Linked DNA regions of Mus musculus: region 2 is linked to region 1. A link is a contact called in ENCODE Hi-C or POLR2A ChIA-PET data. All regions are on one chromosome and are shown on one strand. Each heading gives the region's core, a stretch centred on a gene start or an enhancer-like site at or near the end of the contact. The rest is flanking DNA. Distances are from core to core; before and after follow the strand shown.

Region 1 (6,413 bases), core at 2,755-5,254:
TTGATAATTACTAAAAAAAAAAATTGAAATCAAATTTAAATGAGTGTGCTGTATTTTAACTTGTAATTTGAATTCCAGGCTGGTTGCTCAGCCTTTTTATATTTTTCTCTCAAAGACAAAACAAAGAGATAAACAACAAAAGAATGAAAATGGATTGAGAGGTCAGGGAGGGAGCGCTGATGGGGTAAAAGTGCTTGCCTGCTAACCTGTGTTTGAATTCCACAAGGCTGGTAAAAGGGTGGGGCGGCTCCCTTCAGTTTTCCCAGCATTTCAAGAGTGAGATGAAAAACAGTGTCAGGAACAGCCCCCTTCCCCCCCCCCCCCAGAGGCCCACAAGGCAGCTAGCCTAGGATACACAGCGCAGCATCGAGCAAAAGAGACTGTCTCAAAAACAAGATTCCAACCTGCACATGAGTGCCGTAAAATGTGCATGTCCTCACATGCACACTTGCACGCGCACACACACGTGTACTCGTGTGTGTGTGTGTGTGTGTGTGTGTGTGTGTGTGTGTGCGCGCGTGCATACAATCAAAACAAATAACTATTTTCAAAACTATTAAATATGAGGATTCAAGGACTGGTAAAGTACACCTACTGTTCTTGCAGAGGCCCTGGGTGTGGTTCTCAGAATCCTCATCGGATGGCTCACAACTGCCTGTAACTCCAATTCTAAGAGGATCTGACAGCTATGAGCACTTTAACTATATATAGTCCAGACCTCCCCCTCGCATACACAGACACAGCATGTAACAGTTAAAAATGAATGCTTTTTAAAAATAAGAATATCTAATGTTCCATGAACATCAAGTAATCGAACCGTGCCCAGGATGGAGTATGAGCTCTTGCGCACTGGTTTCGATTTTAGTGCTATCAGAGCTTTAGGGTTTCTTCCTTCAAGCTGGCCTCAGTTTCCCTCCCACCATGTCCCTAGCACCAAGGTCTCCAGCTGAGTCACACACGGACACGCTCTTTCCCAGCACTCCTTCCCTGTGGCTGTGACCTCCAGAGAAAAGCAAACTACTGTTGGAGACACATTGATGAACCACACAATTTGATGTTTCTGCCTAGAAATAAGCATAAAGGCTCAGTACCAACCTGTGGTTAGGCCTTGGCAGACTGGCCAGACATACAATGTCCCCAACAAGTGACAATCCCTTTTATAGACATGCACTTTGCTACTCACAGAGGCATGCGCTGCTGTTTTTACAATGATGCACTTTTAAGAATGTGTAGCCATTGAACAAGCGTGGGCTTGCCGGCAGCCATCACAGATTAGGGAGAGGTCCACGGGCCCCTCTCCTTCCCTGCTGAACTATTGGTAACTGACAGATTCTGGGGGAGAAACAGTCTCAGTTGTGTACCAAAAGATGAGCCTAACAGGGATTGTTTCAAACCTGCAGCCATACACACAGTCGTCCCTGCTAAAAATCAGTGAGTCACAAAACGAAAAAAGGCACAAATGTAAAAAAATAAAATAAAATAAAATAAAATAAAAAAAAAGGGACCTCTTAAGGAAGGTGGGGTGCAGGAGGGTGCAGGGGTGGGGAAACATCAGAAGGTGGGGCATGAGGAGAAACAAGCACAGTATATACATGTGAGAAAGTATCAAAGAATAATAAAATCAACAACAATAATAATAGCAACAGCAACAACAGCAACGATGGAATTGGCAAACATACCCTCTGCTTTGCTGCTTTGTTTGTTTGTTTGCTTGTTTGCTTGTTTTTAAGACACCGAGACCTATAGCAGATTCTCACACATACATGCTGATATAGCCTCGAATTTGGGATTTTCCAACCACAATTTAGGTGCTGAGAACACACTTTTAGGGAAAGTCAGAGGACACCCTAGCACACAGACGCAAGTCCATCTGCACATCTGTATGACAAGGAAACTGAGAAAACTGCCCAGTCAGGCTGGCACCCATCTGTAAGTGTCACAGGCCTTACGAAGCGTACGTGGGTGTGGACAGGGACACATCTACATCTACAGAAGAACATTTTAGAGCTCCCAGTCACCTCTGTCACCTCTCGACAGAAGACCTCTTTCTGCTTGATTCTAAGGCTGACCTCAGGCTCACTTGGGGTCCAGCAGTACTCACCTCCATGAAAGTGATGCTTCCTGCCCTCACTCACGACTGGGCCACTAATGCATACTTCCTTGCTACAGATGTTCAAAGCCTTTTCAAAGCACCCTTCTCATCCAGAAACCTTCATACATGCCCTGTGTGGAGCCCCAGAGACCTTCTGAACCCCCCCCCATTGTTCCCTATATAGCCTAACCCCCTTGGAGTCTCTCTAAAATCATCCCTTTAAGGTCCATCAAATCAAGTGACTAACTGGTTCCTCTGACTCCCAGCTTATATGTCTAAAGTCTGGGATCATTTCCTCCTGGTCCATTAGACTAATATGTCACCAGGGCTTCTAGATCCTACTTTGTAATGCCTGGCTCTGTGTCCTGAAGAATACACCACAACGCCCTCCTCTGAGCCAACTCTAGTTTCCCCCATTTCTTATCTTCTCTCCTCTCCTACTGCTGTCTAAAGACGTCCAGAGACTCGGTTGCTCTGTGGCTCAGAAACTCAATTCCCAGTCTGGATCCCTGCTTACCCTTCACCAGGCTCTATAGTCTGCCCTGTTCCCCAAAGCCAGCAGGTACATTCTAGAAAAAAAGCAAAGACACCTCTATTTGGTCCCTTCCACAGCACAGTAGCCACCCCGACACCTCAGTCCTAGAACAGGACATTTGCCTGAATGGGACTTCGGGGCTGTCTTCTGGGCTTGGGTCGAAATTATCCAGGGTTTCATACTGCTCACCGGCCACTAGGTAGGGGAGAAATGCCTGGCCTGGCTGCAACCTTGCCTTGGATATCCACAAGTTTAGCTAATAGCTATCCAGAGAGCATACCAATGTGTTAGTGACCAAACTCATTGATCACCTAGACGAGATGCTATATGCACAAACTATCACCCTTACTTACATATAAGCAAACACATATGAATACTCAAATACACATAAACAACCCAATGGAATAGAATCAATTGCATACAAATCAGTAAGATGCAATTCACGAACTATATACAAACCCAGGCCATGTAAATCCACAGTTGAATTGAGCCCCAACTCCTTCAACCATCCCAACACATTCCCCGCCATACCACAGATACAAATACAACCTAAAATCTGCACAACCTCCCTCTGCCAGGCATACTATGAACTCACAATCTGGGACCAGCTAGCTGGTTCAGCTGGTAAAGGCGATTGCTGCCAAGCCTTATAACTCGAGTTCCATCGCTGGGACCCACATAGTAGGAAAAAACAGGCTGTTGTGAGTTGTCCAAAGACCTACACACACATACAAACACACAAAATTAATTAATTAATTAAATTTAAAAATTCACACTCACAGTGTTATTACATAAAATCTATATTAGTAGATCCACAGAATGAGACACATAGTCGGGCTCAAATACAGACACATTTCCCAACACACAAATACAAGATCATATAATCACACTTGACCACATCAGCACAGTCAGGCAGTTGGGCAAAACTCACAACTACAGCTCATCCGTATACAAAAACAGATACAGTTACAAAGTAGAACACAAGCTCACGCACACCCACATAAGAAGAGAATTCGAGTCTACAGTGTTCAAACAACCCAGCTAGGACCAACTACAACCACACAGGCGAGACAAACTAAGCCACCCATAAACGTAAAGTTGTGGAAGAAAGCTGACACATTGCAGGGACCAAACCCTCCAAATAGGAGTTACACAAATCTCCATAACGTAGCAGAAGTATGTCTAAGAGCTGTGCCACACTATTCCCTCGCACACCCCCTACCCAGACCACTGTCCTCTACAGAGCTGTGATAGGGTGGGGACCCACCCAGCATGCAGACACCCTGCCCTCTCAGTCCTCTCCCGTGTTCTTGCCTCTCGTCCTCGCGCTTGGTTATCCGTCCGTCCGCACTCGCCTCCAGGCACCGCAGCCTGCGGCCACCCGGAGTGGAATGCCGCGGGATGACTTTCAAAACCCAAGTCCCCAGCTCTAGGGCACCGCCCACAGGACTACATGTCCCAGAAGGTCTCACGCCGTCCAGCCTGAGGCTCCAGGCTATGGAGCGCCCAGCACCCGGCACAGCGCGCTGGGACCTGTGGGAAATGTAGTCCCCAGCAAGATGCGCTCGCTATAAGCGTTCCTCAGACGCTCTGCCCTTCTGTGGCTCCACTTCTAGTACTATAGAGAAATTGCGTCTCCTGGTGGAAAAATTTCCTTCGGTAGTAAAATTTCTAAATTGATAGAGGCCGATGGTAGAAAAGGGAAAGATTTTTAAGATTATGTGATGACACGCTGAGGTAGAGTGGTTTGGTTTGGTTTGGGACAGGGTTTCACTATGTAGACCTCAACCTCAGGATCCCCTTGCCCTGAGCTGGGATTACTGGACGGAGTCACCAGCACTCTTCTGTTTTCACTTCTTTGCTTCTAGACCTACTTTACCATTAAAGTCACAGCGTAGACTTGGGGAGCGTCTTAGTCAGGGTTTCTATTCCTGCACAAACATCATGACCAAGAAGCAGTTGAGGAGGAAAGGGTTTATTCACCTTACATTTCCACATTGCTGTTCATCACTGAAGAAGTCAGGACTGGAACTCAAGCAGGTCAGGGAGCAGGAGCTGATGCAGAGGCCATGGAGGGATGTTCTTAACTGGCTTGCTTCCCCTGGCTTGCTCAGCTGCTCTCTTATAGAACCAAGACTACCAGCCCAGAGATGGTCCCACCCACAAGGGGCCTTTCTCCCTTGATCACTAATTCAGAAAAAGCCTTACAGTTGGATCTCATGGAGGCATTTCCTCAACTAAAGCTCCTTTCTCTGTGATAACTCCAGCTGTGTCAAGTTGACACAAAACTAGCCAGTACAGGGAGTATTTCTCAGCTAGTAGAAAGACTCCTCGGCTTCTACAAGTGGTATCCCCTTCACCGCTGATCTGGGCTAAGCTTCCCACTGTTGTACAGGGATTATAGGGTGTTGAGGATTATAGGTATGTCAGGGGGAGAAAAATGTGCCCACTATCCCTGCAGATACATCATTAATGCTTCGTAATATTCACACCCTCTGTTGTAGGGTATGCAATTTCTCTCCTGAAGGTGGAATACAAACTTCCTTATTCCAGGAAGTTTGCTTTAGCCAACAGAATGAAGTGGGTAGCACTGACTCCTAAGTGTCAACGGGTTGTTCACTGATTCTCTTGGTGTGGAGGTTTGAATGAAAATGGCCCCGATAGATTCACAGGAAGTGAATCTTAGAAGGTGTGGCATCACTGGAGCAGGTGTGACCTTGTTGGAGGAACAGCATCATTCCAGCCAGGCTTTGAGGTTTCAGAAACTCAAGCCAGGACTAGTGGCTCATAGTCTCTTCTTGCTGTCTGCAGATCCAGATGTAGAACTCTCAGGTACCTCTCAGCACTATGCCTTGGGTCCCACCGTAATGACAACAGACTAAACCTCTGAACTGTCAGCCAGCCCCAACTAAATGTTTTCCTTTATAAGACTTGCCATGGTCATGGTGTCTCTTCACAGAAACCCTACGGGGTCAATCTGAGGACCCACAGCTGTGGAAGGAGAGAAAAGAGTTCCACAAATTGTTCTCTGACCTCCACAAGGACACATATACACACACACACACTAAACAAACAAACAGAAAGTAATCTCTCACCCTCATTCAGATGGTTAGTGTTGTCAACTTGGCAATATCTAGAATCACTGGGAAGATGGGCAGCCTGTCTGGGTGGGGTGATTATCTTGATTATGTTATCGGAGGTAAGACCCATCATAACTGTGGGTGGAACCATTCTCAGGTCAGGGAGAGAGTGGACTGCATGCATTCAGCACTCTCTGTATCCTCATCGTCATGGCAGTGATATGGCCAGCTGCTTCAGGCTCCTGCTGCTTTGGATTCCCACCCCCATGCTCCTATGATGCTCCCACATACTTGAATTCTGAGATAAAATAAACTCTTTCTCCTTTAAGTTCCTTTGGTCAGAGTAACTGATCACATCAACAGAAAGGGGAACTAAGACTGAAATGCTGTACCCAGAACCTAGGTTAGGTCACCACCAGTTAGCACCAGACATAAGAGCAGGCTCGGTTCACCTGGCTGGTCAAATGTAAGTAGTGTCACCTAGCCAACCTTGAACATATCCCAGTGGTATGAACAAGAAGCACTTGTGTGCCGTTGAAAAGTTTTGTTGTTTGTTTTGAGACAGTTTCTCTATGTAGTCCAGGCTGGTCTCAAATCCAGAGATGCATCTGCCTCTTGAGTGCTGAAATGAAAGGTGTATACTACCATGTCCAGCTAGGTAGATCTATGGCTTAAGGTTCTTTTGTTTTAATGTATATGTGTATGT
Region 2 (6,413 bases), core at 2,036-4,535, 220 kb after region 1:
GCAATAAAAGCCCCCAAGACCGATGAACTGAGTTGTACATCCAGGACTTTTATGGTGAGAAGAGAGAGAGAATTAACTCCAAACAATAATCCTTTGACCGCTATACATTCACCACAGTGACTCAGTACTTGAGAACATTGGCTGCTCGTCCAGAGAACCCAGGTCCACTTTCCCCGCACCAACTACTTGTCACTTCAATCCAAGGGACCTGACACCCTCTTCCAACCTCTAAGAGCACCCAGGCACATGTGTGGTGCACAGACACACATGCAGACAAAACACCCATCCACACGTAGAATGAAAAATTTTTAATTTTAATTAAAAAAAATAGAATAAGGTGGTTGTGTCCACAGTTTAGAAAGATGGCTTTGGCCTTGATCTGTGAGGTGGAAGACGTTGCCATTGAAGTCTGAGGACAGAGTATAGAAAATAGCCAAATGTATCTTCCCTGTACACAGTGATCAACTGCGCGTCTCAATAACAGTAATTTAAACCATCATGCACCCCACGGTGCTTTTGCTCTCTCTCTCTCTCTCTCTCTCTCTCTCTCTCTCTCTCTCTCTCTCTCTCTCTCTCTGTGTGTGTGTGTGTGTGTGTGTGTGTGTGTACAGAGATAAACAGGGTCACTGAATCTGAAACTTATAACGTCCATCCCTTAAAGATAAAGCTCCTGCGTAGAATTGGTGTTTGAGCCCAGGCAGTTCACACTCAAAAAGTAGTCACCACTACTAATGTCTCTTACAGTTGCATCAACAAAAAACAGACATTAATTATGGCTACACTCTGAGCGTCTGCCTACTGTTCATCCATCAGGCTCTGATCTAGTTCTGGGAACCTTCACAGCCAAGAGCAGCATTTGGTGTTTAGAATTCAAAGAAACGGAGGCCTGGGGCAATAGCTCACTCAGTAGGTAAAGCGCCTGCTGTCCAAGTCTGAGGACCTGGGTCTGGCTCCTCAAAACTCAATAAGAGTCTGGCCCTACACATGCAAGGCAGACATCTACTGATGGGGCCATCTCTACAGCCTTGCAACAGTAGGTTTTGTTTTTGTTTTGTTTTGTTTTGTTTTGTTTTGTTTTGTTTTAATCCATGCCTCAGTTTCCCAATCTGGAAAAAAGACATACTAATGGTTCCAGATCTGCTGGAGCTGGGGTTACAGGCTGTTTTGAGCCACTGACATAGATGCTGGGAACTGTAGTTGGGTCCTCTGCAAGAGCAGCAGGCGCCCTCTCTTACCCACAGGCCCATCTCTCCAGCTTGAAGTTTTTGTTTTTTAACTTGACATAGGAAATAATAAATTTCAAGTAGTGACTCATGCCTGGTAATTTCTGAACTCAGGATGCTGAAGAAAGAAAGATGGTTATGGGTTCAAGGGCGTTTTGGATTATACAGCTCAGGACAGTTGGGCTGCAAAGTGAGGTCATATCTCAAAAAAAAAAAAAAAAAAAAAAGTCAAAAAAAAAAAAAAAAAAAAGGTATCAGCCAATTGGTGGTGGCGCACACTTTTAGTCCCAGCACTCGGGAGGCAGAGGCAGGTGGACCTCTAAGTTCGGGGCCAGCCTGGTCTGCAGAGTGAGTTTCAAGGCAGCTTACCTACTGAGAAACCCTGCCTCAACATAACAAGACAAAAAAAGCAACAGGTTTCAGCACAGCATTTCCATATACGGGTCATTGTGTGCTTCTCGTGATCCTCTGCACGGTCCCCGTCCTTTCTCACTGCTCCTGGTGGCCTCTTTCTTTCCTCCATTGTCCTGTTTGTTCTCACGTTGTAGATATGATAAGATTTAGGTTCTGCGTCTGAGACAGAACGCGTAATACTTGTCTTTCTGAGTGGGGCTTCTTTGTTTAACGTAATGATCTCCATCGATTTTCCTGAAAATGACATAATTTTATGCTTTATGCCTGAATAATGCACCACTGGGGGGGTAGGGGGGGAACATGCTGCTGCCTATTACATTCTCTTTATCCTTTCGTCGGTTGATGGGCATCTAAATTACTCTTGTAATTTGGCTATTTGTGAATAACCTTGCTATAAACATGGATGGCCAGCCCCTCTCATTTTGCCTTAATCACATCTATTACAACTCTATCTCGGGGCTGCCAAGATAGCTCAGCAGACAAAGCCCCTTGTGCCAAGTTTGATGTCCCAAGTTCAGTGACCCAGGACCCATATGTTAGGAGAGAACTAACTCCTGTAAGCCGACCTCTGACCTCCACATTTACAGCGTCATTCACGAAGCAACACACACGCAGGGACACATAAATAAATAAATAAATAAGTGTATGTTTGTTTGTGTTAAAGACCCTGTCTCCAGGGTTGGAGACACAGAATGTCTGGAATCCACCAGTGAGGGAGGCCCTAGGCTCTGTCTCCTGCATAGCAAAAATAAAAGGATGGCTGTTTATAGCTGCGCGTGACACCGATGGTGGCCGTGCCTGTCATTCTAGCTCTCAGGAGCTTGAAACCAGAGAATTGCTGTGATGTCAAAGCCACACCAGGCTACATAACAAGACCCTGTCTTGAGAATAAATATGGGCCAAAAAGAAAGGCACTTGCCACCAAGCCTGTCCACCTGAGTTTGATCTCCAGAACCCACATTGTGGAAGAAAAGAACCGACTCCCTCAAACTGTCCTCTGACTTTCAAATGTGCACCAAGGCACATATGGGCTCCAACATTTTCATATAAATCAATCAATCAATCAATCGATCAATATCCCTTTTCCAAAAGCATTCGGAGGCACAGGCATTGAGTCTTCAGTATGTGAGATTCTGGAACACTCAGATTGATCTTAATAACCCCAGAGTTGGGGGGGAGGCTGAGAAGCTGGAAACGGAGCCTGTAGTTTGATAAAGGCAGGATTTAGAGGCATACCCAAGGCCTCAGTGTAAACCTCTTTCCCCTCTGCCCCCTCTTAGCAGCTTGGATTTTACCCTGAGTGTGGAAGGAAGCCCCAGTTGACAACAAGCAGTTCAGACTTATGTCAAAGCAAGGTGGCTCTGGCTGCGGTTGACACTGAGTGACTCTGGAGGCCCACAGACATCGTATGGTACCCCAAGCCTCCCTTGTAAACAGCAGACAGCTGGGAGTCAGGATGCTGGAGGACCTGGGCAGAGGGGAAAGAGGTTTACACTGAAGTCTGCGAGTGTGTGGACCTTTACTACGGTCTCCCCAAGAAAACAAGACACAACACACAAACGATTAGATCCCGTGGCTGTCCCCCTCTCCTCTTCCACGGGAAAAGGACACAATCTTCAGCCATAAAGTTCTTTGCTTCTGTCTCTGTCCATCCATTCCTTTCCAGTTTGCAGACTGAAGAATGATCGCGGGTGCCCTCTACTGGCAGCTTGCTCCACAGTGTAACAACTTAAAGCTCATAGGAAGCCACCAGCCCACTGCGGCTCCGCAGCACCAATCTTTTCTCTTCCTCCATCCCTTTCCTTTTTTCCTTTCCATCAAGGCTATCTATATGGAAGACCTACTATGTGCCGTGTGTGTGTGTGTGTGTGTGTGTGTGTGTGTGTGTGTGTTCACACATAATATACATGTGGAACTCAAGGGACAACTTGCAGGAATTGGTTCTCTTCTTCCAATCTGGGGATTGAACTCGGGCTATCAGGCTTGGTGGCAAGTGCCTTGATGTGCTGAGCCCTCTTGCTGGCCCCAGGCACATGTTACTGAGGTGTAACCCGGGATCCACGGGATCCACATATTTAGCAAGTAGCAACTTCCATGGTGAGTCTGGATGAGGACAGGTTAGAGGCTACCATAATCAGCTAGGCTGCAGCCATGTGCTAGACATCTTTATTTGGGCGCGTCCAGTGCCTCACTGACCTCGAGACTTTTCTACATAATAGATGAGAAGTTCTGAGGGACACAAGCCTCTGGTCAATGGACACTTGCTTCAGTACTCTTAAACCTTTGCAGAATCTCCACTGTGAATCCAGGTTGGCACTTTGAGCCTATGTGCACACACACACACACACACACACACACACACACACACACACACACACCATACACCAAACACACACACATACACCACATCACACACACACACACACACCACACACACCACATACCATATACCACACATACACACCCCACATACATACCATATACTACACACACACACCACACCACACACACACACCCTCCCACACACACCATACACCACACACCCACACACACACCATATACCACACACACATACCATACACATACCACACACCACACACACTACACACACCACACCACATACACACACACTACACACATATCACACACCATACACACACACACCACACATACCACACCACACACCACAGACACACACATACCCCCATACACACATACCCACATACACATCACACCCACTTCACCACACACACATACGCACACACACACACACACACACACACACACACCACACATACACCTGTGTGTCTATAAGCCTGAGTCCAGAGCCTATAATACTCCAGGTTCTGCCCCTCTCCCTGGTCTTGTGGCAGCCACCTTCTCTTCTCAGTCTGCTGTGGTTTCCATAGAAACAGATATGGCCAGATGAGAGATCAGAAGGAGACAGAGCCTGACACTCCAGCCCTTAGACTTTTATGTAATTAAAATGCATCACCAGACAAGGCCTCTGCAGAAAGGCAGGGAGAGTACAGGTCTGTGTTGGTCTCTGTCATCCCAGGCAGAAATCTCAAGCTGGCCCAAAGAACCAGCAATGTGATTGCTATTTGTTCTTCTTTTTATTCATTCATGATTAAGCCATTTATCTGTCCCTCACACTCAAAGATTATGAATGATTAACAAAGATAAGTCCATTCTTGTTGCTGAGATAGGATCTTGTTATATAGACCAGACTGACCTCAAATGTATGACAATCTTCCTGCTCTGAATTTCCATGTTCTAGGATTACAGTAATGGGCCGCTATACCTGGTGTAGATAGTTATATTAGTATATATATATTGCAAGCATATGAGAGTCAGAAGACAACTGTTTGAGTCAGTTCTCTCTCTCCTTCTACAATCCATGTGGGTTAAAGCAATCAAACTCAGCCTGTCAGCCTTGGTGGCAAATGTCTTTACTGGCCAAGCCATCACTCTGGCCTGGTTAAATTAATATATTAATTTTGCACTTACTCTTTGCTGCTGGTATTGTCACAAGAACAGGAACACAGTATAGGTGAAAGGAAATCCCACAATGCCTCATTAAAGATGCTTGCTTCTCAGATGAGGCGACCACACAAAACCACACATAAAGATCAATAATACTGTGAGAGCAGGCATGAGATCTGGGCTCAGTCCTAACACTACGTAAACCCTGAACGGTAGTGAGTACCTGTGATCCAAACACCAGCCAAGCAGAAGCAGGTTGATCGGGAGTTCACAGTTATCCTCAGCTATCTAGCATGTCTGAAGCCAGCCTGAGCTATTGAGACTTGCCTCAAAAAAGAAAGAAAAATGAGGAGTGGGAGGCCAGATGGGTCTGTTGATGAAAACACTTGCTGCCAAGCCTGCTAATCTAAGTAAGATTTCAGGACCCACATGGTGGAAGGAGAAAACTAACACCTAGAAGCTCTCCTGTGTATTCTGAGCCTGCGCCGTGGTGTTTGCAAGCATGCACACATGCACATACATAGATATTGAAAATGTCTTTTATGGGCATGCTGAGTCTTTGTATAATGTGCATGCACCTTTCGGGGCATCACGGACATCTGAGCTGAAGATGTTCGCTTTGCTCTTCCATATGTCTGAGAACACAGGGGCAAGCTCCTCACCCAGTAAGCTCCTCACACCAGCCTGGATTTCTCTTCCCCTCTTCACAGGGACTCTGCTTGAATTCTGAATTCTGGATCTCTGCTTCCTGCACCTTACCCAGCCACCTCTCTTTGATGTTGTGCCCTCCACACACACACCCTCTCTTTCCCAGTCCATTCTACCTGTCAAGCCATAGATTCCATCTCCATAGATGCAACAAGATCTGCATTGAAAACATTCAGAAGTGTGCACCTTTAGCTCCAGCACTTGGGAGGCAGAAACAAGCAGAGTTTTTGTGAGTTCAAAGCCAGCCTGGTCTACATAACAAGTTCAAGACCAGTTAGGGCTACACAGTGAGACCCTGTCTCAAAACAAAATTAGAAAAAAAAAGTCACATCCTGAATGAAAGGACATAGGTATTTTTGAAGGGTCAGAACTTCCTACAACAGTGTAATTACTATTACATAGAACTTACATGGTGTTAGGTACTAGAAGTAATCTAAAGTTGACTAAAATAAATGTGAGATTGAAGAGCTGTCTTGGTAAGTCAAGGCATTTGCTTTCAAGCCTGATGAAGTGAGTTCACTCCCCAGGTCTCACATGGTGGAAGAAGAGACTCCTGAACACCATCCTCTGACCACCTCAAGT

Evidence for each region. Hi-C counts contacts between places; a loop is a spot of excess contacts on that map. ChIA-PET counts read pairs that join two places held with the same protein, here RNA polymerase II (POLR2A).
Region 2: POLR2A ChIA-PET joins it to region 1 with 26 read pairs in Patski. The contact joins the enhancer-like site here to the promoter of Zim1 in region 1. A Hi-C loop is called at or near these places in 1 of 37 maps with a recorded cell type or tissue (Patski). POLR2A ChIA-PET finds 5 or more read pairs at or near these places in 1 of 5 experiments (Patski).

The regions. Positions count from the first base shown.
Region 1 is chr7:6,692,428-6,698,840 of GRCm38, forward strand. It overlaps Zim1 (zinc finger, imprinted 1), which reads right to left and starts at 4,005. Exons shown (of 8, transcript NM_011769.4): 1 at 3,942-4,005; 2 at 3,223-3,345.
Region 2 is chr7:6,915,131-6,921,543 of GRCm38, forward strand. The region is part of intron 2 of Usp29 (ubiquitin specific peptidase 29); the gene reads left to right. Among named protein-coding and RNA genes, the nearest start is that of Zim3, 58 kb to the right of the region's middle. Within about 2 kb of position 3,286, at least 1 of the 3 ENCODE cell types and tissues checked has a DNase peak (open chromatin) inside an H3K27ac peak, as active enhancers do.